2 separate regions of the Homo sapiens genome follow, and region 2 is linked to region 1. Evidence: chromatin loops called from intact Hi-C (ENCODE). Cell type or tissue: IMR-90. All regions are shown on one strand. Each heading gives the region's core, and the rest is flanking DNA. Links, peaks and the distances in the headings are about the cores only. Region 1 overlaps SEMA3C (semaphorin 3C). Region 2 overlaps SEMA3C (semaphorin 3C).

Region 1 (16,181 bases), core at 3,356-11,355:
TAAATATCAAATAGTTTGTCTTACTGAAAGCTGTGGGTGGTCCTCCATCATTCTGAAGGAATCTAGAGATGGGGATTTTTTGCCAACATATAGCTGTTTTCCAGTTAGATGCTGATGTTTCTGTCATTGCCTAGTTCAGCATTTTATTAGGTGCAGTGCAGCTAGACTCCTGTATAAGAATATATGTAAATTACAGTGGTCTGCAAGGAAAGTTTGCATAGCCTGATTCTTGATCAAAGGGTAATTACAGTCCTTTTAACTGACAGGGCATTGAAATGAGCCCCCAGGATTATGAGAATATGTATAAGTTGCATTTTTGTCAAGACTTTTTTCTACATTTATTTATTACTATGCAGGCACACAATAGTTTAAGAATACAAAATATTTTTATTCTGCTTTACTCACTTAATATTGTATCATGAAGCAATCTTGCTCTCAAGAACTCTTCATTAAGCAGAATTATCTTTCTAGCAAACTTGTATGTGATCATGGCGGGTACTTGCTCGGATTTGTTTCATTGGCATCTGAAGTGACTTGGGAAAAATTCAACCCCTATGGTTTGACAGTCAAGAAATTTGGATCTTTCTGTGTTGGTTGGCTCCTTGTTTCTGCTGAGAAAACCCCACTCCATTCCGCTTCTTGATCAACCCTGAGACTTCTAATCATCCTTTGAATCTCCCACCTGAGGGTTTCTACGCAAACTTTTTCTACTCCCTGGAAAATGCTTATTTCTTTATTAGCTCAACTTTATCCTTCAGGTCAAAGTTTACATGATTGTTTCCACAGCCATGATGTAAAGCCCTTGTCTTAAACACTTACCCTCCCTTTTACTATACTTTGTGCATTTATTACTGTGATTTTAGTATAATATTGAGTGGCTTAGTTAATATTTATTGAATGGAGAAACAAGATCAAGTACTTCCTTCTGTCTAATATTTTTCTGTTATTTCCAGGAAGACTTAATTCTTCATTCTTTAATGCTCCTCAATTTTTGGAGTCATCTTTTTACACTGCAGTTGCTCGTGTACCTCCACTTTAGACTCTCCTGTTTGAAAGAGAGACCAAATTTTTGCATATTTTTACCTAGCTCCTGGCATTTACCATCGCGCTCTCTCTCTCTCGCTCTTTTTTTTTTTTTTTTTTTTTTTTTCCTGGAGACAGGTGCTCTGTCACCTAGGCTGGAGTGCAGTGGTGCAATCACAGCTCGCTGCAGCTTCTACCTCCCATGCTCAAGTGATCCTCCTACCTCAGTCTCCTGAGTAGCTGGGACTACAGGTGCATGCCACCAAGCCTGCAGATTTTTGTATTTTTTGTAGAGACATGGTCTTGCCATGTTGCCCAGGCTAGTCTCTAATTCCTGGGGTCAAGTGATTCACCCGCTATTGCCTCCCATAATGTTCGGATTACAGGCATGAGCTACCACACCTGGCCTTTTTACCATCTATTGAATGAATGAATAAATATATGTCTCAAAGAATATTTCTGTTTTGTATACAGCCTGCTGTGTTATGTATAAACACAAGCAGTATGTCATAGAGAGCTGTGGGCTGTGTTATGTATAAACACAAGCATTGTGTTATAGAGAGCTATGGGCTGTGTTCAGAACTTTATGAGGGTGAGAGGGACAAGAGACTTCACTAAGCACATAGGATCTCCTATTCTTGCTATAATTAAGTGTGCTGACTAAAAGTACCCACTGGAAGCCCACAATATGGTCAAGGGAGTTTTATTGAAAGCATCCAAATCCAGCAAATAGTATAAATTTTGTGAAAGACTAGTGTTAAATGTTGCTTTAAGACTCTTTCCATATGTGGTTCCAGTGTGGTCACTTAAGGGATGTGCTTGGGGAATGGCGTCTATTAGATTCTCGGTGTTCTGGGGTTTTGCTGACATGATATACCATGTCAGGTCATCATCCTTCCCCAATGCACACACATTGGTCTGAAATATTGACTGTCTTTATATTTCTGTCCCACCATCCAAGGACTTTGCTATAAATGTTTTAAAATATATCCCTACAAGTCTTATTGTTTGTGAATGACCTTTAACACTTGTTTCCATATTGAATATAGCCTGCTTTTATGACTTTAGCACATGAGAAAATGTTTTCCGTATCTTAACATTTTTACACAAAAAAAATTTTTAATGACAGTGTAATAGTTTATTTAGCAGAGGTACACTTATTTACCCTGAGCTCCAGCTGATACCACATTTCTCTTCTGTGCCCACTTTTTTCTCTGTCTGTTGTCAGGTATCTGCTTTTGTTTTGTTAACCATCCTGGAACCACTGTTCTTGAACACCTTGCCTCAAAGTAAAGCTTTTTCAGAAGTGCCAAGAGGTCTAGAAAGCAGGTGTCAGATGAAGTGTTTCCTCCTCTACAAGTTTATCTGCCTTGTTTATATCTCAAGTGGACACTCTGAAACTGAGGCCTTCCTAGAAGTATGAATATCATTGATACTGATAGCTCATCTGTGTTGTCCTTATATAGATTAGTGATAAGTTCAGATTTTATTCTACTTTTTAGAAGTAAGTTACTGCCAGTTCAGTCTCTCATGACATCTGAGATATTCCCTAATTGTGTATTCTTCCTACCCTGAGATAGAATCCAGACAGTACTTACCATACAAGGAACAAAAGATTGGCCATGTCTTCCAAGTGAGCTTAGAGAAAGGGAAGTCAGAGTTTAGAATTCTCTATTTAATTGAATTACACAACACAAGTAAAATATGTTTTTTGTAGGTGATAAGGTGTGGCTCTGTGTCCCCACTGAAATCTCATCTCAGTTGTAATCATCACGTGTCAAGGGAGAGAACTGGTGGGAGGTAATTGGATCATGGGGGCGGTTTTGCTCATGCTATTCTCAGTGAGGGGGTTCTCAGGAAAGCTGATGGTTTTAAGTGTTGCACTTTCTTGCTCTTTCTCTTTCTCTTGCCACCATGTAAGAGGAGCTTTGCTTTCCCTTTGCCATTCACCATGATTGTAAGTTTCCTGAGGCCTCCACAGCCATGTGAAACTGTGAGACAATTAAACCTCTTGTATATGAATTGCCCAGTCCCAAGTACTATCTTTGTAGCAGTGTGAAAATGGACTAATATAGTAGGGGAACAAGATAGCCTTGCTTTTGGTTTAGCTTCATTTTTCTAGAAAATACACAGTTGTATTACTGTGGCTATGTTTCTAAGATTGGTTTTTACATAGACCCCTTTTTCCTACAAGATGTATAGTAATATGAAGGATTACATTAGCTTTACAGATATCCCACAACAATAGATAATATGTGTAAGCAGTGAAAAAGGAATTATTTTTATAGACATTTTGTTGCTATACAGAACATTAGAGATTATTCTGGTTCCAAAATATTCTCATTCTTTTTTTATATTGTAGATGCAGGACCTAAGGGGAGTGCTCTGGAGGGTGGTGTTGGGGTAAACCCTGTACCAGCAAAAGGTGAAACTAAAAATTTAACCTTGGTCTACTATTTCCAAAGCCAAGCCTTTTGCCTTCCCCAGCCATACACACCCTACTTTTTAATAGTGATAAAGTATTAATATTTCATGTAAACCATGATTTTCTGAAATTTGATGGCATTTTTTCCATTTGATTGGTTTATGCTCATATTTTTAATTCACCATGATTAAAAATAATAAAAATCAATATAGCAAACAAAAAAATGGTAGAATGTGAATGAACAAAGACCTGTGTTTCATGTTTAGAGTCAATTTCCACTTGAAAACTGTACAGAAACAAGGTAGGTTTCAGCAAGTCATAGTGTAGTCCCCTACCCCACAATCCAGGACATTGTAGACCATTTCAGATGACCTTCCAGGCAGCCTTCAAGAGAAAAGAAAACCAAGGAGGGAAAGGAGCAAATTTATCAGCGAACCTGAGACCTGACTTTGTCTAAAGGATCGAGAAAGCTTTTATGAGACAGCCCTGTTTAAATTACATCAAAACTATTGGTCACATTATAAGTAGGAATTAGAAAAAGGCAGGAAGAATTTTATAAGCAAGAGGAACAACATGTACAAAGGTCCTGAGGCCAAAAAGGAGCAAGGCAAGTTTGAAGTTTTAAAAAGAAGGCCAGCAGAGCAAGAACAAAGAATAGGCCAACAGTGATGATTAAGATTTGTGGTAAGGTAATCTGGAACTAGATCATAGGAGGCCTGGAGGGCCATGTTAACCCTTTCCTGTTTGCCCCAATAATCCTTGCAGCTGCAGCATTTACCCCAAGGTAACTTTGCCACAAAATATCTCGCTTTCATTATTATTTTCGCATCACTCTAGTATATCGACTTAGGAAACAAAAGACTTATTCTATTTATAGTATTCTGTTTTTAGTAGTGGTATTTCAATTCACAAAATACGGTAATTCTCGATTCCTGAAAATGTCAAATCCCAGAAAACTTAGCATTCCTATGTGTTAACATCTTCTTGAACAGTTGTTGGCCAAAGATTGATTTGATTAATCCGACGTTTGTGAAATAGATGATTCTGAAGATTCAGATGATTCTGATGCTAGTTCTGTGTAGAAATAACTGCAAGAACAGTTTTATATTTTATTTCATAGTGAAAATCAGTCAGACTTGCTTCAGCCCCAAACAGTGCGTTTATGAAAAATTAAAGGAGCACTGACAGCATGCTCCACTTTTTGTTCTAAATGGGAAAGGGTTAAAATTTTGAAATTTTTACTAAAACTAATAGAAAACCATTCAAGGTAATTAAGAGGTTGCTTAAAAGTAGAGCAGCCATATAATTTAACTTCCAAAACATGAATCTTTTGAGAATGAAAGAGGGCACTAGTGATAATTATGCTGGGGAAATGGGCACAATCTGGGGCTGTCTGGGGCAAACCAGGGCGAGAATCATTGTTTCAAGACACCTGTGCATTTGCAAATCTTCCCTCTGATGCAATGCGTGGGAGATACATTCTGTGTTCACTGCTGTCTGTCTGTTTTTGTTTGTTTGTTTGTTTGTTTGTTTGTTTGTTTTTGAGATGGAGTCTCCCTCTGTTGCTCAGCTTGGAATGCAGTGGCATGATCTCTGCTCTCTGCAATCTCCGCCTCACAGGTTCAAGCAATTCTCCTGCCTCAGCCTCCCGAGTAGCTGGGATTACAGATGCCTGCCACCATGCCCGGCTAATTTTTGTATTTTTGGTAGAGATGGGGTTTCACCATGTTGGCCAGGCTTGTCTCAAACTCCTGACCTCAGGTGATCCACCTGTCTCAGCCTCCCAAAGTGCTGGGATTACAGGCGTGAGCCACCGCGCCCAGCACTGCTGTCATTCTTTAGCTGGGTTCCCTGCGTATAGTTGTTTCCTCATTCCTTCTTTAATCCATTTGGCATTTTGCTTCCATTTATCCCATCATGCCTGTCAAAAAGCAAAGAAAAGGGGAACCTTCTGTCTTCTACATGAAGCTGTGTCTGTGCCCTTGATGAAGCTATGTCTGATACCATTTTCATGCTGCCTCTCACACCTTTTTTAATGCTTTAGTGAGAAGAGCATCACTGAGATGTTGATAGTTCTCGAGTTGTTTAGAGTATGGTATCTACTCGTCCCCGACTGGCAAAGAAAATTTGGGAAGCTGAGGCATTTCTTATACTACATTTGATACTATGCAGACCCATGTCCAGAGCAAGAACATGAAAGAAACCCAACTAGTAACTGTCGAAGTTGTCAGTCTGATTAGAAAAGCAAGAGGTCATCTGATTGAGTTCACAGATTAAGGACTGGCTTTGCTTTGAATCCTGAAATCTTGCCTCTTTTAGTCTTTACTGTGTGATCTTGGGTAGATTGCTCAAATTTGCTCAATTTTAATTCCTTTGTGTGTGGGACTAGAGTAATATTAGAACCGAATGCAAAGACTTTGAATGGAAATTGTGTGAACTAAGTTTATAAAGCACCTAGAACACTTGCTGCTACTGGTAAGCCCACAAGTGGCTGCTATTTGGGGCTATTATTTTTGAGCAAATATGGTTTTAATAACATGCCCTCTGGTCTCTATTGTCTTTGTTCACATTAGGAATTAGTAGCTGTAGTTTCAGTCCGCTGAAGTTTCACTGCTCTTTATTTTTTTTTCTAAACAGACAGGTGAAATTCACTTTCTAATCCAGTTTCAAAACAATAAGCCTCAGGGAGAGGATGGGTCACTTGAGCCCACTCTGCTTAAAATTCTTCTGAGATAAGACATTCAAAAGAGGAAATTATCCTGTCAGTAGCAATATCTCTGAAGTAAAAGATATCCTACAGATTTACTTTGAAATCTGTAGATGTGCATTCTGCCTGAGATCTGAGGTTTATGATGAGAAGAATGTTTTGATGGACTAGCCAAACAGAATAACAGAATGTTAGGTAAGCAGTGAAATAGTAATTAGGACATGGTATCTTCGTTATTTCTATCCTCTTATTTCAGCAAAGTGTCTAGCCTGCTGGGATAAGGGCTCAATAAATGTATATTGAACAAATTAATAACACATCATGAATTTTAAATTCATGAGTAGTTACTGCATATGCTTCTAATCTAGGGACTCCTGGGAATTGATTTTCAATCAAGGAGTCTTTTACCTATTTTTGAATTTTATAAAAGGCTGAAGACAATGTAGTATTCTGAATGAATGAGTTACCCTACTGTGTAGTTTGACAGGTATACAATTGGCACTCTGAATTGTAGGTATCACATCCATGGATTCAGCCAACCACTGATGAGAAATATTCAGAAAAAAATAAAAAATAACAATACTACAGTAAAAATAATACACATTTTAAAAGCAATACAGTATAACAACTATTTACATAGCATTAACATTGTATTGGGTATTTTATGTAATCTGGAGATGATTTAAAGTATAGGGAGGATGTGGGTAGGTTATATGCAAATACTCTGGCCTTTTGAAGCAGAGATTTGAGCATCCTGGATTTTGCTATCTGTAGGGTATCCTGGAACCAATCTTCCACAGATGCCAAGGGACAACTATAAAATAAAACCCTAAACTCTCTACCTTCCTTTATCAAGTTCACATTTTTGAGTGCATGAATGAGATTCTTCGTGACTTAGTTAACTCAAAAATATTAAGATCACTGACTGGCTTAACAGAGAACAAACGTTTGTTCTTATATGAATAGTAATAGAGTGTTATTGATGGACATAATATGTTACTGTATTTTGAACTATATTATAATTGCTGTAACAATATATTGACTATACTTAGGTAGCTCCAGAAGCTTCTGTTGGCAGGGCTTAGATTTTGGGGAAACCTATTGTTCTTCCAGCTTTGGTTAAATTCTCAAAGCTTCACAGTGGTTTCTATTACAAAGAAAAGTTCATGTAGATACATGAATTTTAGGTAAGCATATTGTGCAGCAAATTTTACCCCAGGGAACATTGGCATAGAAGACATTACAGTAATTTTCCATCATGGAGCTCTACAATAATGTAGATTGTAGAAAACAAACATGCATAATTTTTTTTAATGCTGTTTCCTGGGAGATTTTCCCAGGGGCCAGGAGACCTATGCTGCCCTTTGTGGAGCCACTGCATTTTCTAATACTACATACTCTCAGCCAGAGTCCCTTATTCGTTAATTGAGCATGTCCTGAGAAACAACACAAATAGCTGTACCTCATATGCTTCAAAAAGGATGACATCATTGTGAGGTTAAAGGAATGACAATGCCATTCTTTGCCTTGTTTAGATGATGGACTAGTAATTGTAATGTTTTTCTCTCACTGTAGCCAAATCATTACATCAGTCACTTTCTATAACCGTGGCCAATTCACTGGATCATTCATTTACTTAAATTGGATCTATGTGAAACCAAATGATAGATTCTTGGGTCATTCTTTTTATAAATAAAATTCTCATTGCTTTGAGCTCATCTCTATGTTCTAAAAAAAAAAAATGGTCGTTTCTCTCCCCAAGTCGTATAGTTCAATTATGACTACTAACAGCAATTTAAATAGCATTTTAACAAAATAGCCTAGGCTTTTTACAACAAGGGCACTTCTGAAGTAAATCTCCCTGGTTAACAGCTGTCAACTATCAGTAAGCCATAGGTAATTAAATTTGAAGATGCTTTATGGCTCGGAAAACTAGATAAAAATCCCTGGACCAGAAAGGTCTTAAGTTGATGTAGCTATTGCTCCCTGCAGTATTTGAATTAATGCGATAGATTGACGATTTTCTTTTCTTTTCTTTCTTTCTTTTTTTTTTAGACAGAGTCTCACTCTGTCACCCCAGGCTGGAGTGCAATGGCGTGATCTTGGCTCACTGCAACCTCCGCCTCCCAGGTTCAAGTGATTCTCCTGCCTCTGCAGGAGAATTGAGGCTGTCCTGCCTTAGCCTCCTGAGTAGCTGGGATTACATGCGTCTGCCACCATGCCCAGCTAATTTTTGTATTTTTAGTAGAGATGGGGTTTCACCATGTTGGTCAGTGTAGTCTCGATCTCCTGACCTCGTGATCCACCTGCCTCTGCCTCCCAAAGTGCTGGGATTACAGGCATGAGCCACCGTGCCAGGCCTGGATTGACGATTTTCTAATGAAACAGGCAAGGAGGAGAACTGCAATTGTTTGCTTGTTACTTGCACATAAAATTTAGTTGAGCCTATTTTCCCAGCTAAGATCACACTCTTGGTTTTATTTCAGTACAGATTAGAAAAAGAAAGGGAAAAGAAAAAAATAATGGTTTGGAAAAAACATCAAAACTAAACTTTCTTCATGATAGAAAGTGTGAGAAAGTCGTGATGGGGGTTTGTGGACCCTCAAAAGATAATATCAGTTAGTATTTATTTCTACAGCAGAAAAAGAAAACCTCAATTCAAGGTGCCTAAAAACTGCAAGGATTTCTTTTTATTTCATATAACAGAATATTCCAGTAATAATGGAGTTCCGGTTAATTCAGTAACTCAATGATTTCTTAAAAGATCCAGATTTTTTTCTACATTTCTGCTTGCCATTCTCAGCAAGGAACTTTCTTGGTAGATGCAATTGCTGCAATCATCATGTGCTCACATACCAATGTCCAGAGGCAGAAAAAGAAATCACCTCTTCTTTTGTGTGTGCCAGTTTTTAAGACTCAATAAGCCTTTTTCAGTAGCCGTGCAGAAGGCCTCCCTCCAGAGTTCACTGGCTAAAGTTGTTCATATGGCCGTATTTAAAACACTCACTGGCTAGAAGAATGGGGCCAGTATGGTTGTCATTGAACAGCCCTGTCAAGGTGGAAGAAAAGAATAGTATCTAATTAGATAGATAATCTACAGTGTCTCCTCATGAAAGGAGCATATATTGATCCTCTACTGTGGGCTGGTGGAACATACTTTGAGTTCAGTATTATTATTGCCAATGTATAGATGAGGAAATTAAAACAGAAATGAGCTAGTTTTCCCAAAATAATATACTTAGTAAGTGATGAAACTGAAATTCAACTCAGAACTGTGACACCAGTTGAGTACTCTCTTCACAATGTCAAACTGTTTCCTATACATCATGAATCACCTTCTGGCTCCCTTTTTGTTTCTAACAACCAAGTCATCTCTATGCTTTGCTTTGCTTTGCTTTTTAGATATACTCTTCCCCAGAGAGTGTATCTACTCTCAGAATTCCATATAATCATCCATGAAAATAACTGAACATCTCTACCTGAAGATTTGCTACTTCTAATGACAAAATTAAATTAATTATCTAATTCTACATTCTTGTGGAACATTTCTGCTTTGATTTGAATGTAATTTAATCTGTCCATACCTAAGTACTTTCTCTACCAAATATATCTCCTTTTCAGATCTCCCAAAAGTAGTAAGGGCATATTCATTTCTCCTATACTTAGCTTACAATGTTAAGGGGAATTTACGCCAATCTTTCCTCTACCCCTAGCCAAAACCTACATAAAATCATTCCAAATTCTTTGTTTTAGGCATTTCTCACATCAATTTTTCTTTTCCATTTTAGCATATCAGGTGTTCATCAATATACTATCTCAACTACTAGAACAATGTCTTTTAGTCTTTTCAGCTTATATACTTTAAAAATTACCCTGCATACTCAAATTATTTTCCTTAACAATGCCTTATTTTATTATTGTGTTCTCCTGATTAATTTGAGTAGATGCTACTTGTAAAAAAATTGAATATATTAATATTAACTCTAAATTAGGCATTCTAGTCATTTTTATCCTCCCTGCATAAGAAATTGTTCTGACTTTGCTTGCTGAAGATTGATGTCTTGCCCCAAGTTATAATAATAGGTAACCCATGTAACCAGCATCAGTATAGCTCCGGGACTCTTTTAAAAACTTTATGTATATTAAACTTGACAACAGTTTAAACTTCACAACAACCCAATGAGGTAGATGCTATTATTATACTGATTTTAAAGATAAGGACACTAGAGTTCAGAGAGATAAAGGCCCTTGCCAAGTACATCTAGAAGTGAAATGGTAGAGCCAGAATCCAGACTCCAGTGGTTGAACCCCAGAGGCCATGAACTCAGTTATATTTTACTGCGCTAGTCTGTGTATGTCACTCCACAATTATTTATTAAGAGGTATTTGTTGAATGTGTATTCCAGCAGCCCAAGCAATATCTTACCCCTGGTGTTTTACAGAAGACTTACACAACCATGAATCATAGCCCTGAGATAAAAGTAAGCGTTATAAAACACCTGGATTTTAGACAGAATCAAGGCAGTCTGTGTCCTCTCCAACCTTTGAGTGATACTTGCTTTGATTCTATATTCTCTCCCATGTTCTCAGCTCTTGGATTTTTTTCTATTAGCCCTAACCTCTAGTCTGGCATGGGCTGATTTTTTCCTGAAAGACTTCCCTCTCCCCTTACGTGCTCTCCTCATGAAGGAAGCTGTTTCAGTTTTTGGGCTGTGGCACCACCTGCCAGCTGTGTCACCTCTCTGTCCATGATTCCTAGGGAGACTCAGTAACTGGAAGGTTATCAGGCTGCACCATGCTCAGCACCCAAGCCCCCTGTTTCCAAAGACCTTTCACCCAGGCCCTTGTTATTAATGACCTGTCTTTTGTTCTTGTATGCTGTCATGATCTTACATTTTAAGATTCTTCTGAAATATTTTTCTAACCTCTTGATTGTTTTTTCCAACATAAAAAATCCTGTATTTTACTATTGTTGTATGAACAGTAAATTTGAGGCTATAAGATTATGTCCTAATAATTTTAGGGATTTAGCTCCCTAAATTTTAAAAAGTAGGAAAACATACATCTATTTTATCTAAATTCATGTTTTTCTTAAAAATCATGATCCAAACTTAATAACAGTAATTAGAATTTATTGAATACTATCTCTTGTCACTCATTTCACGTATTTATATGTGTCAATTAAATTGATTTCCATGGGAACTCTTGGCAGAAGTTACTATTATTGTTGCATTTTACAAATGAGGAAATTAAAGCACAGAGAGGTTAAGTAACTTGTTCAGTTTCACAGGAAGTTTGGCAACAGAACCTGGTTTCATTATCACTCTGCTTCTTCCAGGGCATTTTCAGATTATTGGCTGAAACTACTTGCAGGATATTATGGCAGACATTCTGAACAAATGTGCCCAGAAAATAGGTTAAATTTGTGACTTCTGTATCTTCTCATATGGGCTATGGCCCAAGTACTCATGGAATATAGTCCATGACTTCCTATAAGAATTTGTATCATTTTGATTTCGGTTTAAGTCAAACTACAGCTCTATCAGAATTTTTAGAAATGTGTTTGTCATTCAATGCCTAAAAATCTAGAAACAGTTCATCATGGAAGCAGTCATCCCAGAAAGCAGACTCTTTCTTAGAGTTTGTCATTCTTCAGATTATAATCAAAAGAACAAATAAATCCTGAACCATTTGAATAGAAAAGTCTAAAGTTATGCTCCTTGAGAGGAGCATTTTGACCAGAGAATGTATCATGAATGTCACGATACGTTGATTGTCTTCAAAGGCCAGCCATACAGGCAGTTAGGCAATGTGGAAGAAGTTAAATGAGTGTGAGTCACTAACCTCTGAGGATCCTGGAAATATGAACATTTAGATACCTGAAAATTCATATATTTTCCTTAGATATATGAATAGTTATGCTGCTAAAAATAACATTGCCTCCTGAAAATACGTCTACTTTCAAGTAATTTATAGAAAAATAAGTCGGACTAATTAGAATTACGTTGGGAAGCAAGGCAAATATTTGTAGTAGGAAATAACAATCCTAAAATGATGAATAAATAGAGTCCAAAAATAAAACATTAATAGAGGATAAGAAGACAATCACACTGCTGTTGGTTTTGTTTTCTGTTCAATCTGCTCACTGTATTTTTTTTGGTTTATTTATTTTAACTTGTTTTGAGCTGATGATGTCCAGTAATAAAACAGAGTTGAGATTATTGCAAACGTGACTGATTTTGTAATCACATACTATTACCATAAACTTTAACATTGCACTTAGTGGTTTATGTTTTACTTCAGTACAAATATAAATTAAAATGCCCATTAACATAACTTTTTTTTTTGAGGCAGTGTCTCGTTCTGTTGCCAGAGCTGGCGTGCAGTAGCATGATCATAGCTCACTGTAACCTCAATTTCCTAGGCTCAAGAGATCCTCCCACCTCAGCCTCCAAAGTATCTGGGACTAAAGACACATACCACCATGCCCAGTTAATTTTCTAAAACAATTTTTGTTGAGACAAGGTCTCACTATGTTGCTCAGGCTGGCCTTGAACCCCTGGCTTCAGGTGACCATCATACCTTTGCCTCCCAAAGTGCTGAGATTACAGGGAACTAGCCCATAACTCTATTTTAAAATTAATTTCTTACTGTAGAAGAAAATGTACCTTGACATTTTTTGGAATATTTGCATAATAGTTTTTATTAAAATAATAGAATTATAGAACCAGGATACTGTATCTACACTTGTGCTGTTCACTCTTTCAGAACTTCGAGAAACCAAGACCTCTGAATACTTCAGCCTTTCCCACCATCCTTTAGACTACAGGATTTTATTAATGGATGAAGATCAGGACCGGATATATGTGGGAAGCAAAGATCACATTCTTTCCCTGAATATTAACAATATAAGTCAAGAAGCTTTGAGTGTAAGTTTATCACTTTCACGAGGACAGTGTCCACCTTTTCAATGTCTCTTTTTTAAAAAAAATAAATAAGTAAAAAATAATATGCATTTTATTAGAACAATAGAAAATACTGGTCCCATGTTACTATGAAAGTTAGTACTTATTTCATGGACTGAAAAGGTATTAAGTTCAGTTCTCATCGTCTAGTTCCATAGTTTTTAACAATTCAAAACCTGGAGCTAACTGAAAAAATACTACCTGTGTATAAATATATAAAGAAAAAAGGGATTATAGGGTAGTGCATGAAAGAAATGGTCAGAGAAAAGGAAGATCTACTTTGTCATCTCTGTGTAACCAGTGAAGGGCCTGAAAGGAAAACAGCTATTAAATACGCTGTTACTTGATCCAGTATGGCCTATATTTATCATTCCATTTCACAAGGAAATAAAATTGAGCTTCACTGTAGTGAAAAAAATACATGTAGATTAATTATAAATTTATTACAACAAGGAGACTTCTGCATTTGCAGAAGTGTTAACACAGGCAATGGACTGACAACTAAAAAAAATTAATGATTATTGCCAAACTGGACCCAAGGCTGCAACTACTTAGAGTACTAGCACAGTATTTCAGAGAGAGGGAATCTCTTGGTTTTCATCCAAGTTATTTTAGCTATTGAAGTACCCAGGGGCCCATCTTATGTAAATCTACTAGCCTGGTTGTGTGATTTACCAAAAATAATACTAACTGAGAAAGATATGTAAGTGTAGATTTATTGTCATATAAGCAGTTGGGAAAAGTGTACTATGTCAAAAGGAGTGAAAAATTGTATTGTTCACATTTATGTTAATAATGATCTTATTTTAATATACAATTAGTAAATGAACATATGTTATTGAAAAGCATTTGTGAAAGGAAACACTGTTGGAAGAAATAAAAATAATTGTAATTGTTAAAATAATAGAATCTTTATTAATGAATTGATAAAAAAGAAAGAATTTTAAAGTCTTAGTGTAAGATCACCTTAAATAAATCTGTTAACAAAAAGTAAATGAAGAGCACTGGGCTGTCATATGTCCAGGTGAGATTATGCAACCTTTATTTTTCTTTCTGAGCAGGTTTTCTGGCCAGCATCTACAATCAAAGTTGAAGAATGCAAAATGGCTGGCAAAGATCCCACAGTAAGTGTTAAAAAAAAAAAAAAAAAAAAAAACACTAACTTAAATATTTGGTTTTCGAATCCATGTACTTTGAGGGAAGCCAAAAATGAGACAAGGATGGTGGTGTTTTAAATTTTTGCTGGACACAGGCTAAAAACCTAAACCTTGAGGAGACTGGAACTCTTGGGCTCTCTGTAACTTCAGAATTCCTAACTGGGTAAAAATTGCTTGCCTTGCTTTCATTATTTCATTCAGATACATTTCATGATGGATTTCATTAATAACCTCTGTTCCTAGTGGATTCAACCTGCAGAATTCTCAGCAGGCTCCTGAAACGATGATAATGCAAGTGTCTGGAGCAGCTCCCAGATACCCTGTGGGCTTTTCCAAACAAAGATTCTTGGCAAAAGGGTAGTGGTTAGCCAGCAAATTCCATAAATACAAATCACCAGTGATAAATGGTACCTTTGTTAATTAAAAATAGCCACAGAAACAGCAATAGAGGCAGATATAAGTATCAATATATGTTCAGTATGCAATACCTGTGCAAATTGTATTCCTCTAGGTGAGATTCAAAATAATCAAGGAAGAAATCTATATTGATTTCTACAAATGACTTGCTGAAAGTAATACATTGCCATTCTTGAATATTCTAAAACAAATACGTGGAGCAGATCTTTAATGTGTACACGTCATTTAATGTTTATAATGGAGCACATAAGTCATCTCACCATTTTGCCTCAAATAATGAAAATGTAATACAGCCAAGCATCAAAATCACCCTGTCTTTCAAAAATAGTTTGGTAAAGAGGTTCCTTTCTTCATTCATTCCTTCCATTATTTGCTCAATAAATACTGATTCAGCACCTGTTATATATCTAGCATGGAGCTGGTTGCCAAAGACATAATTGGTGCAAAGACAGAAACAGTTCTGACTCCAGTCAACTTTATTACCTTGTTAGAAAAGTCTGCCATAATCAAATGAGCATAGATATACAAACTAATTTAGAAATAAGCTGGAAATATGGTAATTGGGTGGACAGACGAGTCAACACGTACACATACATTCAGGTCTCAGGTCATAACAAGTAATAGACCACCTTAGTGTTAAAAAATGTTGTCTAAGCATTTATTTTGTGGTAGGGTCAAGAGATGCTGATTTCAGGAGTGAAGACTGCCCTGAGTCTTGGAAGTAGAGATGGATCAGACAAGACCGAACATGGGAAAAATACTAATCCTGTGGAAAGTGGAAATATGGGATTGAGGAAATGAAACATTTATTTTCATTGACTCCTAACAGCCCCAGGTGTAAAGTTGCAAAAGTTTTTGGCTCAAGGCAGGGCCATGGAAGACTCTGGAGGGTAGGATCTCTGGCCTTGCTAGAGGGTTCTTGGAGTGATTTATCCAATAAAAAAATTTAAAAGTGGGCAGGAGAAATTTGCAGGGGCATATTTGCTATCCAAGGGATCTGTTAGACCACAATCTTGGGGGAAAAAATCCAGAAAAATGTAGAAGAAACACTTAAACAAATACATTACAATGACATTCCAGGAAACCAATGGTAGAATGAAGTATAATGTTGCAGAGAATGATGTTTTGTTCCTTATTATTTTAATAATTGTGGATGAATTAAACTGTTTTCTTTTATTCTCTAATGAGATTTTTTTCCCATTGATGTGTGTCTGATCATGCCTTGCCTTTTGCCACAATAATATCCCGTGGCTATACTGAATTGCATTGTCCTTTGTTCAAAAGGATTTGCATTTCTCATTCATATGAACTGCCATAGGCAGAATGTGCAGAATTTAGGTACCTTTGTACATTCTATTTCCAAAAATTGCTGCCGAGTTTCTGAAGAATCTTAGACAAGTCATTTGGTTTCTTACTTCCTTTGTCAAAGTAGAAACCCTCTGGGGTTTTTGTTTTGCTTTCTGACAATTAAACGTTATTAGATAAAA
Region 2 (16,181 bases), core at 3,936-11,935, 63 kb after region 1:
CTCATTTAAGGGGTGGGAAAATAAAGAATATTTACCAAGAAAATGGAGAGTGATCATACAAGTAACAGGAGAATAAAAGAATGTGATATTGTGGTGGCCTTGAGAACAAACACTAAAAGGAAGGAAGATGCGGTGGTCAAGATCATCAGATGTGGCACTGTTATAGCTGAGTGCCCTGGTAGTAGGTTATTTTCCTCATCCTATCTTCTTACATGCTAGTAACATTTGCCAGGAGAATAACCATTCCAGATGGAAAGACCTGAGACATGAACAGAAAGAAGTAGGAAGAGGTTAACAATGCAAGTAAATGGGTTGTTTGATGACCACATTCTGAGAGGAAAGATGTTTTCCTTACCCAGGCACCTAGAAATGTAGATAGATATTCAAGGCCAGTTTATGTATGTGGTTTAAACTTTGAAAACTAACACAGAAGAACCTATCTTATGATAAAAAATGGTGCAAGAAAACAGGTTGAGTGACCATACAATTCATGAATCCCAGATGAGTAATTCTTCTCCCCAAACAGTAAAGGATTAAATAGAGAAGATTAGCCCCGAATTTACATCTTTGGACATGTAGTTGTTGTATCCTTTGTAGGATCAGTAAAAACTTACATAATAAACCTGCATTATTGAAGGTGTGTCAGTTTATCTGAAATTAAAATATAAATAGAAACAATTCTTAATGTAAAGAAACAGGAATACTAAAATGTGATATGTAATTTTTAGTAATTCACAAAGTCCTAAAACATTAATTTTAGTGATTGCTGAGGCCCTATGTGAATATTCTTTAGCTATATCACAGGAAATAATGGTAATAATTCATTTTTTGATGGATTATCACTTGAGCCAATACCATATTATGGGGGTTTTTTTAACCCTCACAGAGAAAATTTGCTTCTAGAACCAGAATATACAAACTTATTAAACACTTTTTGACACATTAGATATAGCAGATATTTTTATGAGGACAGACACCTTAGTTGAATAAATAAAGTATGAAGTCACATCTTAAAAGGGAACATTTTGTTGTTTTCTGATTTTTTGGTATGCTTCAATTAAATCAAAACATAACTTAGTCACTCATTATACAATTTCTAGTTTAGTAAAACCACTGGCCTTAAGATGTCTCTTTCAGCTTTGTCCCAGAAATCTATTTTTCAATTAACCTGCCTAAAGGTTTAACTCTGAAACTTTCTACAGCCATGATGGATGCAAGCATGTGTGTGCACCTGTAAAATTCTATATCAACATATGGCAGTGTGGTATGTAGATCAAGAGATATTCCCATAGTCACCATTTCTAATTTTGGTTGTGACTTCACCAAAACCTTGTATAAAACCAAATACAAGGTTGGGTGCAGTGGCTCACGCCTGTACTCCCAGCACTTTGGGAGGCCGAGGTCGGTGGATCACCTGAGGTCAGGAGTTTGAGACCAGCCTGGCCAACATGGCAAAACCCCGTCTCTACTAAAAATACAAAAATTAGCCAGGCGTGGTGGCACGCATCTGTAATTCCAGCTACTCAGGAGGCTGACACAGGAGAATCGCTTGAACCCGGGAGGTAGAGGTTGCAGTGAGCTGAGATTGTGCCACTGTACTCTAGCTTGGGTGACAGAGCCAGACGCCGTCTAAAAAAAAAACCCCAAATAAAAAATAATTTATTAGAATGGTTTTTAGTGTCATTCCTGGATGAAAGGTTAGGGAATATATTTTAGCATTCAAGTTTAAATCCTGCCCTCTATCACTTATCAGTTATATTACATTGAGGAAATTATATAACATCTCTAAGCCCAGTTTTCTTATAGGAGAATTTTAAAGTAGACTTTATAGATTTACTTTAAAGACCAAATGAGATAAAATATGTATAAGCCTGAGTGTACAACCTAGCGATTAGTAAGCATTCAATAGAGACATACACACATGTACCTATATAATATCTGTTATTGAAATCAATCACACATATCTATGATATATATCATATATATTAGTATATAGCTATGCATTTAATAAGTATTTGGAATGTTTGTCACGTGTCCAATACTGTTCTGTTCACTAGAAATAAGCAGTGAACAAAACCAAAAAAAGCATCTCCTTTCACAGAGCTCAGATACTTGTAAGCAATACAAATGGTAATGAACAATATGCATGCAATTATTTTCCAGCATCACCTACATTTGAGTACCCACTATATTAGGAAAAGCTGAAAGCAAAAACAAGAAAATATATTTTTAAAACTTCAGTAACATCATAGATGAATCCGTTGGTAATATGTTGGTGGCATTTCTTTCATTTGGAATTTGTAGATAAAAGTAAAGCACTGGTGTGTATAACAAAAGTATATAAATAATTTATGTAACAGGTGAAGAGACAAATAAGGAAAGGCAGTTTCAGACTACGGGGAGTAAAATTAGTTATAATCTGTAGAATTTACAAGAAAGGTTCACGTAGGCTCTTTTCTTTGATCTTGAACAACCTTGTCAGGTGTGTAGGGCAAATACTATATTCAGATTTTATAAAGAAACAGAAAGGATTATAGTTGGCAGGTTTTACTCTAGTTTATACTGTTTGCAAGTGCAAAACGAGAATGAATAAAATGGAAATAGAGGACATTATTGCAGATTCTGGAGAAGGTGGTATATTTTATTTTCTTTCTTTTTTTTTTTTTTGTAATTTACTTGGCAGTATTGTAGGGACTGCCATTAACTGGTCTGTTAATGAGCAATTGTTATCTACTCCTGAGGGCTATTAATAACTGCAAAAAGAGAACCTTTGTAGAGCACGGTCTTGTACATATACGGTGTTCAGCATGTGAGGGAACAATGCAAATTAGTTGTATTCCTTCTAACATAACTGCTTTTGGGCAGACGTCATAGTGGTATCCTGATTTAGTAAAGTAATCTTTGTAGATCTGCTTTTGAGGATGTATACTCCATCATTTTAGTAAAAACAGGAACATATATTTCAGTCTATAGCTTCACTTAACTATGTCTCTTATATTGTTATTGCCTAAGATACATATGCTCATTGTAAAAATAATCTAGAAAATAATTTTTTTTAAAAAAAGGAAGAAAAGCAATTACAGTTTATATTCCCTTATTTGAAACCAAATGTGCCTCAGAAGTATTTGAATAGGAAAAGGTAATGTATTCATATATATTAGGTAAAATGACTTGCAGAACCTTGGACCACACCCTATAATAATGCACAGTACTATTTCTGCAGTGAAACAGAAATCTTCAAACCATGTGTAAAAAAAAGCACCACCATAAATAGCCTGAGTCAGTGCAGGTCAGGTTTTATGACCAAATTAGTTCAAGTCAGGACAGATTTTGCCACCAAAGAAATTTAAGAAAAAAGAAAACAAACTTAAGATTTTTAGATTTGTAGATAAAAGATAATGGGCCTGCATTAAAAATAGAATATAATTCCCTACTTAATACAGGGATTAGATTGTAAATACTGATTTTTTAATACTCTGTAAGATATCACATATAGGTCTGTTTGGCTTTTTTATTTATTTTTTAGAGTAAATAGTTTTATTTTTCTGTCACTAAGATTTTCAGAAATGGGTCAGCTTTGTTCTTATTTCAGCTTTTATCATGTTCTCAAATATCTGTAGTAGTTCCAAAACTTCTACCTACAAACCAGTTGGCACTAACAAAAAGAGAATCATACCGGGTTCTCATTCCTTTTGGAGTTTCCATTTTGTACCAATTCCCTTCAGACTAAAAGGCATCCTTTAGAATTTCTCCAAATGCAGGAGGTCTGCAGGCAACAAAATTTCCATGCTTTTATTGATTGTTTTCACTTTTTTTAAAAGAGTATTTTTGTGGATATAGAATTGTGGGTTCACTTTGTCTTTTCTTTCAGCATTTAAAAAAATGCCATTCCATTATCTTCTTGGCTTCCCTTGTTTCTCATAAAAACTTACCAATAATTACGTTCCTTGTTCCCATGACAATGTATTTTTTCTCTTGTTCCTTTCAGGGATTTTTCTCTGTGGTTTGTTTTCAGCAGTTTACATAAAATATGCCAGGGTTTGACTCCCTTAACATTTCTTCAACTTGGTTATTAATGAATCCTTATATCTGTAATGTAATGTTTTTCATCAAATTTGGGAAGTGTATGGCCATTTTTTCAAGTATTTTTCTTCTCCAATCTCTCTATTCTTCTTGTGAAACTCTAGTCACATATATGTTGACCGTTTGATAACACACAGGCCAAGAGGGTCTGTTCACCTTCTTCAATCTTTTTCCCTCTGTTTTTCCAATTGCATAAATTCTATAATCTGTCTTCAAGTTCATTGACTTTTTTCTCTTTCAACTCCAATACTTTAATCTGCTATTAACCCCATGGAGTTAATATTTTATTTCTGTTATTATACTTTTAGTTCTAAAATTTCCATTTTGTTTGGCTGATAGTCTTTATTTCTTTAATGAATTTTCCTGTCTGTTAATTTGTTGAAACCATGTCTTCCTTTAGTTTTTGAATATATTTGTTTTATTATTTGAATGTTTTTATACTAATTATAATAACTGCTTTAATGCTGTTATTTGCTAAGTCCAGCATCTGGTTTATCTCAACTTTGTTCTTCTTGACTCTTGGTCCTGTTTTCTCTCTTTTTTATACATAATGAATTATGTTGTTGAATCCTGGAAATTATGGATAATGCCCTGGGCTTGAGTTCTGTTTTCTTCCTCTGAATGGTGTTCATTCTTATTATAGCAAGCACTTTATTATTAGCTGATCACTTTGCACTTGTTTGAACTTGTACTACTCTTTGTTTGAATGCATATGCTTAAAGCATGTCACTCCAGTTTTACAGGACTCAAACTCCAAAATCTCTCCCTTCCACATCTTATCAGATTAGGTTATGGGTTTTGTTAGAGCAGGCCTAAATTAGGTCTTCCTCTGGAATACAACACTTTTAAAATCTCAGCCTTTCTTGTGTCAGCTGGATGTCAGGGTTTTTAACAAGGTGTTAATGAGATCTGACTGAGGCAAGAACAACTTCATCCAGCTTTTCTCTTCCAGAATTGCCAAACCTGTAATTTATCTGAACAGTTTTTGCGAGTAGCAACTGCAATCTGGTAAGCCTCTGGTGCTCTCATCCTGCATATATAGCCCAGGACTCAACCAGAGACTCACAGAGTGTTTCCACGTGAATTTCTGAAACCCACTTTCTGGACACCTCCCTTGCTCTGACACTCTGTACCACAGAATTGATTTCTTTCTGCTGCCCCACATTTTCATATCTGCCTCCTCATCTTAGTGGGACCACCATGCTTAAACACAAGCTCTCTGAACCTCTGTTGAGATTGTTCCCAGACAGAAAGTGTGGAATGATCATGAATATTAGCTTGTGAGTATCCTTTCTTCTAGTCTTGCACTGCCTGTTATCTGTTACCTAAAAAGAATGGCCTCATACATTTTGTCCAGTTTTTTCATTTGCTTGCTGCAGGAAAGTACTCTAGTATCAATTACTCCATCATGGTTAATGGTCATATTGCCCTCCAGAAGATTTTCCTGATTACGTTTCTACCAAAAGTGTTTGAAAATTTCTATTTCCTTGTTTCTATGCCAACTCTGGGCTTTATCATTCATTTTGCTGAAGATCATTATTTTTACAATTTCATAAATCGTATATACTCTAATTTTCAAAACATATGAAAATTCTTTATTATAATTCTGCTTGAAGACTTCCCCTGAATATTTTAATATATTGCAAGTAAGTCAATAATTTAATATAGTGGTAGAAAATGTGTTATTTTAGCTAAAAATAGAAAAAAAATTGTAACATTTCTATTTTAAAAACTAATTTGTTAGCTTTCTCTTTGATTAAATGCAGACAACTACCAAGAAATGAAATAGGTTTAAAAAATTATACTGTTTTTCTCTCACGATTCTTTAATGTTTGAGCAAACACATGTTTCTTCTCTAAAGCTTATTTAATATGCAGCACCTCCAAACATTATGTCTGTGGTGTGATGTGGGAGCCAGCATCTGTATTTTTAGTAAACTCCCAAGGTGACTTTGAGTGAGGTAATCTGAAAGCCAGACTCTGAGAAACTGTTTGTATAATTGAACATGACTCTAGGTGCTAAGGAGCCAAGTGAAATTAATGGTATCAGCAAATAAACTTGAAAGGCACTGAGTACACTATTTTCCTCATAATGCAACAAAGTATTTTAACTTTTGTGAAAGGCTCTGCAGGAAAAAAATAAAACAAACAAAAAAAAAAACATGTTTAACCTAGTTTAACCCAGTACTTCCAAATTTATATGACCCTATAAACTCTTTAGCATCAACACTCTTGGGAAGATGATTAGATGGCTTTTGTTGAGACAGCCTTTCTAAGGGCCTCCCCTCAAATACAGACACTTGAGATGCCCTCGATGACCAACTGGGGCTCTAATACCCCCAGGGCTGAGGCTGAAGGTGTCAACATTACAGCTTTCCAATTACCAATTCAAAGCTTACCATGTGAGAAACCCTGCTAAACGTGAGAAATTGTGCTAAATAAGTCAGTTTAGAAATACTTCATATTTTTTGTAACAAGGCATACACATGCACAGAATGCTACCTTTTAAAAGTAGATTCAGTGAACTAATAAAGATTTTATAAACTCATGATTCAGTTTTATTCTGAAATGTTAAAACTCACTATTAAAAGATTTTAGCAGCAGTTTGATTACCTAACAGGAAAATAAATGTATTAGGAATGGGTATTTTAACATAAAATAAGGCAGCCAATTATCAGTATGTAATTATAGAAATTAATAATTGATGTGTCTAGTCATACCTCCCTCATCTCTATTAAGCATTCATTTGCCAAGCAAATATTTTGCAGTTCTTTCTTGGGCTTTCAAAGTATGTTTCCTCATTTTAATAAGCAAGTTGTCTCAGAAAATTATTAAAAAGGAAGAGATGCCTTTTAGTAAATATGGTGATTTTATCTTTTATAATAGTACTTTAAATTAATACTAGAACTAATCATTTTGCAGTAATTTACCCCTAATATCGTGTACGGGGCTGCCTAGGCTGACACCTAGGAGCAAGAAGAGCACAGGAACTTGTGTGACTGTGGGTGACACACCCATGAAGCTGGCCCTGACTAGAATACATTTATAGGTTAGCAACCAGGAGGAAGGGACTGGCCAGATCTCATTAAGGAGGCAGTGTTCCCCCAAATCCCTCAGAAGCGCAGGGGAAAGCAGACAGTTTGGCACATGAGTTTCCAGGGAAACCCCCTTAGGACTGTTTACATAAGACTCAGGAGATAGATATACAAATGACTATTCCAATGACCTGCTTAGTAGTGAGCTGTGTTTGATCACTCGCATGAGGCAGCCAACACTTACTGTACTTATAAATGCAAGCTGATTTCTTGGCTAGAGACAGTGGAAAGGTTTAAGGATAATTGCTGTGCTCCCTTATATTAGAAAAAAATTAGATAGTATAAAATAAGGCAGGAAGGAAGACTGTCTAGGAAATTTTCTTTAATGATTTAATAAAACAAAAGAAAATAAAAATATCTCATATGGATTGATGAGTCTGCTGTGTTACCTTTGTGCATAGAGTTGCATTATGCAAATGACTTTGCAGATTTGTCTTGCTTATTCCCACAGTGCTTTAATGTATTTAGAGTATCTCTATTATCTGTACCTCACAGAAGAGAAAATTGAGGGCCAGTCAAAGAAAGTGACTACAATTGTGTCAAAAGTGTACTCAGCGATGGAGCTAAAACTAAAACATAACTTCCATTTACTGAGAACGTTATTGATGTGCCAGACACCATGCTAAGCAATTTCCATGTCTTACTTGTTTAATTTTTATTAGTCAGAGCTCTTTCAACTGAAAGTGACCACACACCTTACTCAGACTACTTAAAACAAAATAACTGTTTTCTTCGTTTAACTGAGAAATCCAGAACACAGCCTCAGACATAGCTGAATTTGTGCTAAGATGATGTGGTCAGGAACTTACTTCACAACCTTTCAGTTTTACTTCCTCTGCATTGCTTGTTCTCAAATGGAGTCTGTATGTGGTAGCAAGAATGGCTCCAGCACCTCCAGATTTACAAGCTTGAATGCTCCTGATTTCAGAAAGAAGAAGAGGCTCACTTACCTCATTCCCAGGAAGGGCAGGGCCCTCACTCTTTTCTAGGTCAGTTCCTTTGTGAATCACAGGGGCAAGGGTATGCTCTTATTGGCCAGGCTTACATCATGTGGGCCTCCCTGGAGCCGGAAGAGAGGTAAACCATTCCTTAACCAGGTAGACTGAAAATGAGGTAGGTGGTGTTTCCGAAAGATGTGTCAGGGTGTTAGTGCCAAAAGAAGGGAAGTGATTCTGGCTAGGCTTTAGCCTTAGCTTAATGGATTTTTAGATAGCCATTATGAAAAGCATGGTTATTATTTACGTTTTACACAATAGCAAAGTGAGGTTTAAAGAAAAAAAGAAGTGACAGCTTCGCTGTAACCATATCATAGACATGGTGCCTTCCCCAAGGATATAAAAGCAATAGTCCAATTCTGCAGAACACTAAAAAGGATTTATAGTTGTGAATACATTCAGGGAATACCATTCTCACCACCCCCAGAAGGAAAACATTTGATAAGTATATTATCATCTTCAAACGAAAGGGCATGCAGATGGCTTTATGTGGACATAAGTAATTGGGAGTTTTATGGCCATTCTGGAATGCCTGTCTCTCAATGACTAACATTTTAATGGGAACACACTTACTACTCAGAAAACCATAAATTCTAGATTCTGAACTCTTGAGTCCAATGCCTATGTATGTTTGCATCCATACTGCCCAACTCACTCAGTACTTTCTTGTTGAATCAATGAGTGAAAATGGATAGAACACAACTTAAGACTACTTACTTAATTATTAGTAAATGATACAGCGCAAGGATACCTCAGAAGTATTCCTCATACAGGGAACTCATTACCATCAAGACCAAAAATAACAAAGGAAAAGAGAAATGACTAAAAGTGGTATTGTAACTTTTACTGCAAATGGATAAAAAGCAGCTTTTGTATTGTGGTTTTTTTTTTTTTTTTTTTTTTTTGGGGGGGGGACAGAGTCTTGCTCTATCCCCCAGGCTGGAGTGCAGTGACACTATCTCAGCTTATTGCAACTTCCGCCTCCCAGGTTCGAGCGATTCTCATGCCTCAGCCTCTTCAGTAACTGGATTTACAGGCGCCTGCCCCCATGCCCAGCTAATTTTTTGCATTTTTAGTAGAGACAGGGTTTCGCCATGTTGGCCAGGCTGGTCTCTAACTCCTGACCTTAGGTGATCTGCCCATCTTGGCCTCCAAAGGGCTGGGATTACAGGCGTGAGCCACTGTGCCCGGCCTGCATTATCTTTTTATTAGCTCATCTTTATAGCCCTTCTTTGTGTAATATTTTTAAAATGGTATGCATAAAGTATGTTTGTTGTGAGCCTTGTCAGAAAATGGGGATTTCTGTAAAATTTTGCTCTCATAGTAAGTGAAAACATTGGGGAATATGGAGTCAGTTGTCTCATTTGAGAGTACTTATTTCTTTTCAGAGCTGATAGTTTTATCTATCAGAACCTTTCTAAGCAAAACCTGTTTTTATGCAGTTTTATTTGGAGCTGTGTTATACACAGCCTCTACTCAGTCTCTTTTCATAGGGCAACTGTAGTTAAGAGTAATTTATTGTATATTTTAAAATAACTAAAAGAGTGGAATTGGAATGTTCCTAACACAAAGAAATGATAAATGCCTAAGATAATGAGTACCCCAGTTACCTTGATTTGATCATTACACATTGTATATCTTTATCAAAATACCACATGTACCTCATAAATAGTACAACTATTATATATCCATAATGATTAAAGATAAAAAAATTTAAAGAGTTGCAAACAAGAAAGAATGTAGATTATGCTGTCACATAGAATGGTAGTGATTCTTACAAACTGCAGCAGGGAACCATAAAACTGTTAAGACTTGTTAAAAAAATGCTTTCTATGATAACATGCTCATATAACAAAGATTTTACATCTGTATTCTTCTGAGTTTTCTCTCCTTCATGCCTACAAATTAATTCAACAAATATTCAACAGGAACGTATATGCACACACATGCCTGTGGTCATTGACACACACACACACACACACAAATCTTGCCCTAGCTATCACAGTTTCATGGCTTTCAGATCAAGTGTTTTGGTATGTTGTATTTCCCTAGAAGTTTCCACTGCTAATTCCAATAGGTTGTTAATAGAAATTAAGGAACACCTCCAACCACATGCATCCATTTTCAGTTGTGACAGGTCTCTGCACAGCATCCCCATCCCCAAATGTTTTTTCACTTCTAATCTTTACTTGTATTATTTATCTCCCAAGAAAATCATCTAAGTTGTTATCGGGGTAATTCTTTTTTTTTTTTTTTTAGACGGAGTCTCGCTCTGTCGCCCAGGCTGGAGTGCAGTGGCGCGATCTTGGCTCACTGCAAGCTCCGCCTCCCAGGTTCACACCATTCTCCTGCCTCAGCCTCCCGCGTAGCTAGGACTACAGGCGCCTGCCAGCACGCCTGGCTAATTTTTTGTATTTTTTAGTAGAGACGGGGTTTCACTGTGTTAGCCAGGATGGTCTCGATCTCCTGACCTCGTGATCCGCCCACCTCGGCCTCCCAAAGTGCTGGGATTACAGGCGTGAGCCACCACGCCCGGCTATCAGAGGTAATTCTAAGGAAGCGGCTGCAAAGCAGATATTTCAGAGCCTTTTAATTAAAACTAGAGCCTGCAAATCTTTGGGATGATTATTATTTTCACTTTTTTTGAGTGTGGCTTAAGAAGTGAATTTTAAATTACAGAGTATGCTTTGCAACTTCTAAGATTATGTGCTTATACTTTGTATCCTTACAAATTTCAGGCATTATTCTGGCAAACTCTGTCTTGCTCTTTTGTATAAACATTATTTTTAATTTAGTGGATTTTTATTTTTCAGTTTGCTGTGTTTTAAAGTTGAGTTTATTTTTTATTAAGAATTACTTTGACTCTTTCAGTTGGATTCATAAAACACAAACTATAAACATGAGATAAAATCTTTTATGTCAGAGTAACTCGTGCCTGTGGAATAGAAGCCAACTTGAGATGTGAGATTTGAAATTTATAGTATTACTCACTAAATGATTTCTGGTTGTAAAGTCCTGTACAATTCAGTTCAAGTTAATTCTTCTTATGACATTTTCAGTAGAATTTAAAAATGTGCATTATGTTGATGATAATGCATATTTACAAATTATAAATTTAGTTATAATTTAAAAGAAGAATAACTTGATATTTATGATCCAACTCACTAGTTAATAAAAACATTTTAAGTAAATATATTTTTACTTTGCCAGATTACTCACAAATTTGCTTTAACCCCCACATTGCTAAATCTAAACTAGTGTCTTTTAAACCTAAAATTTATGTGATTGGTAGAGTGGCATGATTATATGCATAATGTTTACATGACTTGTGAAACCATTTATAAATCTTGACATAAATATTATTTCCTGTATTCTTATATTTATTTTGGCATCTCAATTTTTGGCTATCTGTAATTGGGACATATGAGTAAATTTCTGATTTGATTCAGCTTATTTGGATCATCTAATTTCAAAATTTCCTCTACATTTTGAGATATCCAAAGAAACATATTGCCAACTTGTTACTGGCAGCAAATTTGTATGGGTCTGCAGCAACCTAAGTTCCTGCCTCCTCAGAATAAGGAACTTGACCAAGGGGCCTAAGGCGGAGTGAGAGACCAACGCAAGTTTTAGAGCAGGAGTAAAAGCTTATTAAAAAGCTTTAGAGCAGGAATGGAAGGAAGAAAAATACAGTTGTGCGACTTGAGAGATCAAGTTTGCAGTTTTGACCTTTGACTTAGGGTGTTACAGGTTCTCATACTTCTGGGGTCTTGGACTCCTTCTCCCCTGATTCCTGCCTTGGGGTGAGCTGTCCGCAGGCATGGTGGCCTGCCAGCACGTGGGAGGAGAGCATGCGCAGTGTGTTTACTGGAGTTGTGCCCATGCTCACTTGAGGCGTTTTTCCCTTACCAGTCTAGCATTCCTAAAGGAAGGTCATATACCAGTAAAACTCTCCCATTTTGCCTGTTAATGGACATGCTTGAGCTCACTCACTCAGCTCCTGAGATCTTACTGGGAAGCTGCTGATCACCAGTTTCAGGTGTTTCCATCTACTGGGAGACTGTGTTTCCCTGGCACTGTTAACGGTGGAGGGTGTCCGGTTCTTGGCGTCTTGAGGAAAGAATTGGACAAAACACACAAACAAAGCAAGGAAGGAATGAAGGGTTTTATTGAAAATGAAAGTACACTCCACATTGTGGGAGCAGGCCTGAGCATAGGGTCTCAAAGGCCCCGTTACAGAATTTTTTGGAGTTTAAATACCCTCTATTTGGGGTACACCCTATGTAAAGGAAGAAGATGAAGTAAAGTTACAAAGTCATTTACCCGGCGTATGCCTGCGGAGAGGATATTTCCTGTCATAGCTGAAGTTTGAATCGGCTTTATGTTCCCTGCCTCCATACCCTGTTTTCCTGCCTCAGCACCAGCTGCAACCAGTTATTATTTTAGAGAGACATGACATGTGATAACTGCCTGACCATCACCTGTTGGTCGCCTGACATTACTGGTTGGGGGTGGGGGACTCTGCTCACCTATTCATGTCTGACTAGCTATGTACTGTAACAAACTGACAAATAAAATTGTGTAAATAGTAGAACTTTTCTATGAATAGGTGTCCACACCTGAAATAAAATCAGTTGTGTTTCTTTTTTGAAGATGATTTTGAATGGTGAGTGAAACATTTCACCATGTCGAAAGTCCATCACAGTTACAGACCAAATGTGAATTTTCCAATCCTAGTGACTTATACAGTTATTATAAAAATTCATTTGCAGTCATCTTTCTTCAGATAATGAAATCATTGTTTTAATGTTAACAAAATGAGATTGTCACTTTATAATGTTGGTGTGGAGGAGAAAGTAATATTAATGATCAAACTTAAACTTATGTATTGGCTGGTTACATTGGCTCACCACGCCTGTAATACCAGCACTTTGGGAGGCCAAGGTGGGCGCATCATGAGATCAGGAGATTGAGACCATCCTGGCTAACATGGTGAAACCCCCGTCTCTACTAAAAATACAAAAAATTAGCCAGGCGTGGTGGCGGGCACCTGTAATCCCAGATACCCGGGAGGCTGCAGCAGAACAATCGCTTGAACCCGGAAGGTGGAGGTTGCAGTGACCCAAGATCACGCCACTGCACTCCAGCCTGGGCAAGAGAGCAAGACACTGTCTCAAACAAACAAAACAAAACAAAACAAAACAAAAAAAACTTATGTATTGTATTATAAGAATACACATTTGGTTCCGAACTTTTGACTTAACATTCTTTCCTTCTCTCATAGTTGTAGCTACACCCAATATGTGCAAAATATAAGATATTCATATTAGTTCCCCTTGAATTGTATGTGTTTCAATTTTTATGAGATTTGGAATACATTCAGCACATGGCAGTGGCTTAATACATACAATGTTTTTTGATTACTAAATACTTATGTAAATAATGGTCCAAGTCAGTAGTCCTATGTCTAAATAGCTTTCTTTTAAAAAGTATTGTAACATCTCATTTCTTCTTTTTTTAATTTAGATCGGGGTACTGTGCAAAAAGTGGTTGTTCTTCCTACTAACAACTCTGTCAGTGGCGAGCTCATTCTGGAGGAGCTGGAAGTCTTTAAGGTTTGAACATCTCTTCTATTAATCTCAGAACATGCATGATGAGTGGAATTCTTTAATCTTACAGCCACTTGGGAGGAAACTATATTTGATAAAAGATCAAATAAATGAATGTTATGAATTTTTGAGGGTAGGAAAACACCAGATAAAATAAGAAATACAGAACAAATATTTTTGCAAAGTATTTTCCTACATTTCAAGTTATCTTAAGATAAAAGGATTCTTTCTGTTTTTAAGCTATCATCACAACTTGAAGAATTGTGGTCATCATTATTTTTAAAAAATGAGTTCTAGTTGTCAAGGTCTGGAAGATTTTGCCATGAAAGGGCTTTTATCATTTGCTTCACAAGCCACTGAAACCCAAATACTTTCACATTATTGATTGTTAGATAAGCTTTCTTATATTTTTTTAGCCAGTAATTTCAAGAAAAACGACTTTGTTTTCTCTTATTTTATTGCCTTTAATTCAAATGTCACTTCAGTTAAATAAAACAAATGTTGTCTCTTTACCACTCAGAACTTGAGATTTCATTGTATTATTCTCCTTGTCCTTGAATTTGGGATAAAAAAAGAAAAAAAGGACAGAAAAAAAAACATACACAAGGGAAGTTCAGTACTGTAAGATCTCACCTGGTCAGGGCAGAGTGCATGTTCTTTATGTATCTGTGAGCCAGGAGAGGGGATTTGTGGTGTCCTGCTGTGCCCTTCTCTACTCACAGTGTCAGTCACTGTAGTTCAAGTGGTGCTTTTTATCTGCATTTGGAAAGATGGGTAAAGCGCAGCAGAGGAGCTATTAGAATTGCAAAGAAAGTTTGGCATGGAATCAGTCCTGCTGCAGAACACTATTTCCAACTAAACCAATTAAGAAACAATGGCCCAGACACAACAAAAGACCAGAGTCAGCCTATGACTGAGTAAAAGTAGCACTTGAGAACTCCCAGTAGCAGACTCTTGCTAGTCCAGCAAGTTGCTTTGCTTAGTTGAGTAGACTTAGAATGTATTGACTCATTAGTAGACATTCCCACGGTCACCAAAAATACTGACTTTATAAGCACGTAAGTGGGTAGGGTGCAGTGCTGTTAGATTTAGGTAATACATTTTAAATGTAAAGAAATATAAAATAGAATCAAATAAATTTGAGGAACTCTGGCAAGTTTCCTACTATATTATTAAATTTGTAATTTTTAATGCTAGACTAACTTTGGCACAGGTTCTTTGTGATTGGTGTGTTAAAATCGGGCTCATAAAATGACGTCAATGATATTCAGACAAGTGCTTTTTCATGCCTTGTTTTATAAAGAAATTGATTATTTCACTAGATTAACCAGAATCACATTATATAGAACATATTTTTTTTCTCATTCAACTCAGTAGGGAGAACTTGGCTTGCTAAAATAATACGAAGTGCCTTATTCTGGAGTATTCTTGAAGATAGCAAAAATGTCATATAGCAGCACTTCATTTTTAATACTGAAATATCTCCTTTTGATTATCAGGAAATGTTAATTAAGTGAGCATGACATAAACCTAAACATACATGTTATGGAAAGAAACATGAGTTAGTCTGATCACATGCTAACTACTTATGGTCTGTCATATGAGTTATGCTGGTGTTATCATCTTGAATAATAAACTCTCAGTGGAAAAACAGAGTCAGTCAGAATGCACGTGGGGGACATCAGCCCATGAGACACCAAAAAAAGTCTGAGTTTTCTTACTGATGTGTGTGCCAGTGATTGATATGGCCAAGTCAGGAAACACAGTTACTGAATACAGTTACTGTCTTCAGCATGGTGTTTGTGTCACATTTCTGAGGTGAGGTAAAAATAATTGGGTGTGTATGATACACTGTCATGAGCATGTGAGGAAATAATGCATTTAAATTGAAAAGTTTTCTTAGCTAAGTGTCACACTGATGTACTGCAGAAAATTCAATGTGACTTTGAAAAACCAGGAGCTTTGTTTTTATACAGTGCAGGACCATAATCTCTTCTTTTAGTCCTCTGTTCCACATTTTCTGACAATAAGTCTAGTTCCGCTGAGTTTAACTAGAATTAGAAGTATAACTACTAGTAGCTGCCTAACTGATTATAGGTTGCAGCATTTGTATGTGTGTGTGCATGTGTGTGTACATATTTATAAGGGATGATCAAAAATTGTCACAATGGAGAATTAAAGATATCACTGTTTTCCCTTTTAAAATGTTGGTAAATACATGCAGCTCCAGAAAACAAAATAACGGGGGTACATTTGATTTTGAGAGCTTGTTGCCACTTGAGTTATTCAAATAAAGCTCATGAATCTTAATCACTTTACCAGAAGTCTAATTATTATTATTATTTTTTGAAATGGGTTTCACTCTTGTTACCCAGGCTGGAGTGCCGTGGCACAGTCTTG

The links. Hi-C counts contacts between places; a loop is a spot of excess contacts. Peaks named below come from ENCODE experiments on the same cell type or tissue, not always from the same donor. Only the 100,000 strongest peaks of a DNase experiment are listed, where the experiment ranks them.
Region 2: it touches region 1 in a loop (1.9-fold over the local background); 3 of 110 quality-filtered maps call a loop at or near these places.

Annotation. Positions count from the first base shown.
Region 1 is chr7:80,825,488-80,841,668 of GRCh38, reverse strand. It overlaps SEMA3C (semaphorin 3C), which reads left to right. Exons shown (of 18, transcript NM_006379.5): 3 at 12,924-13,084; 4 at 14,182-14,244. Among named protein-coding and RNA genes, the nearest start is that of SEMA3C, 85 kb to the left of the region's middle. In IMR-90, for the core only: no CTCF peak of the experiment used is centred there; a DNase peak (open chromatin) is centred at 7,648.
Region 2 is chr7:80,762,761-80,778,941 of GRCh38, reverse strand. SEMA3C (semaphorin 3C) reads left to right here. Exons shown (of 18, transcript NM_006379.5): 13 at 13,699-13,787. Among named protein-coding and RNA genes, the nearest start is that of CD36, 130 kb to the right of the region's middle. RefSeq lists an enhancer at 14,187-14,923. In IMR-90, for the core only: no CTCF peak of the experiment used is centred there; a DNase peak (open chromatin) is centred at 7,301.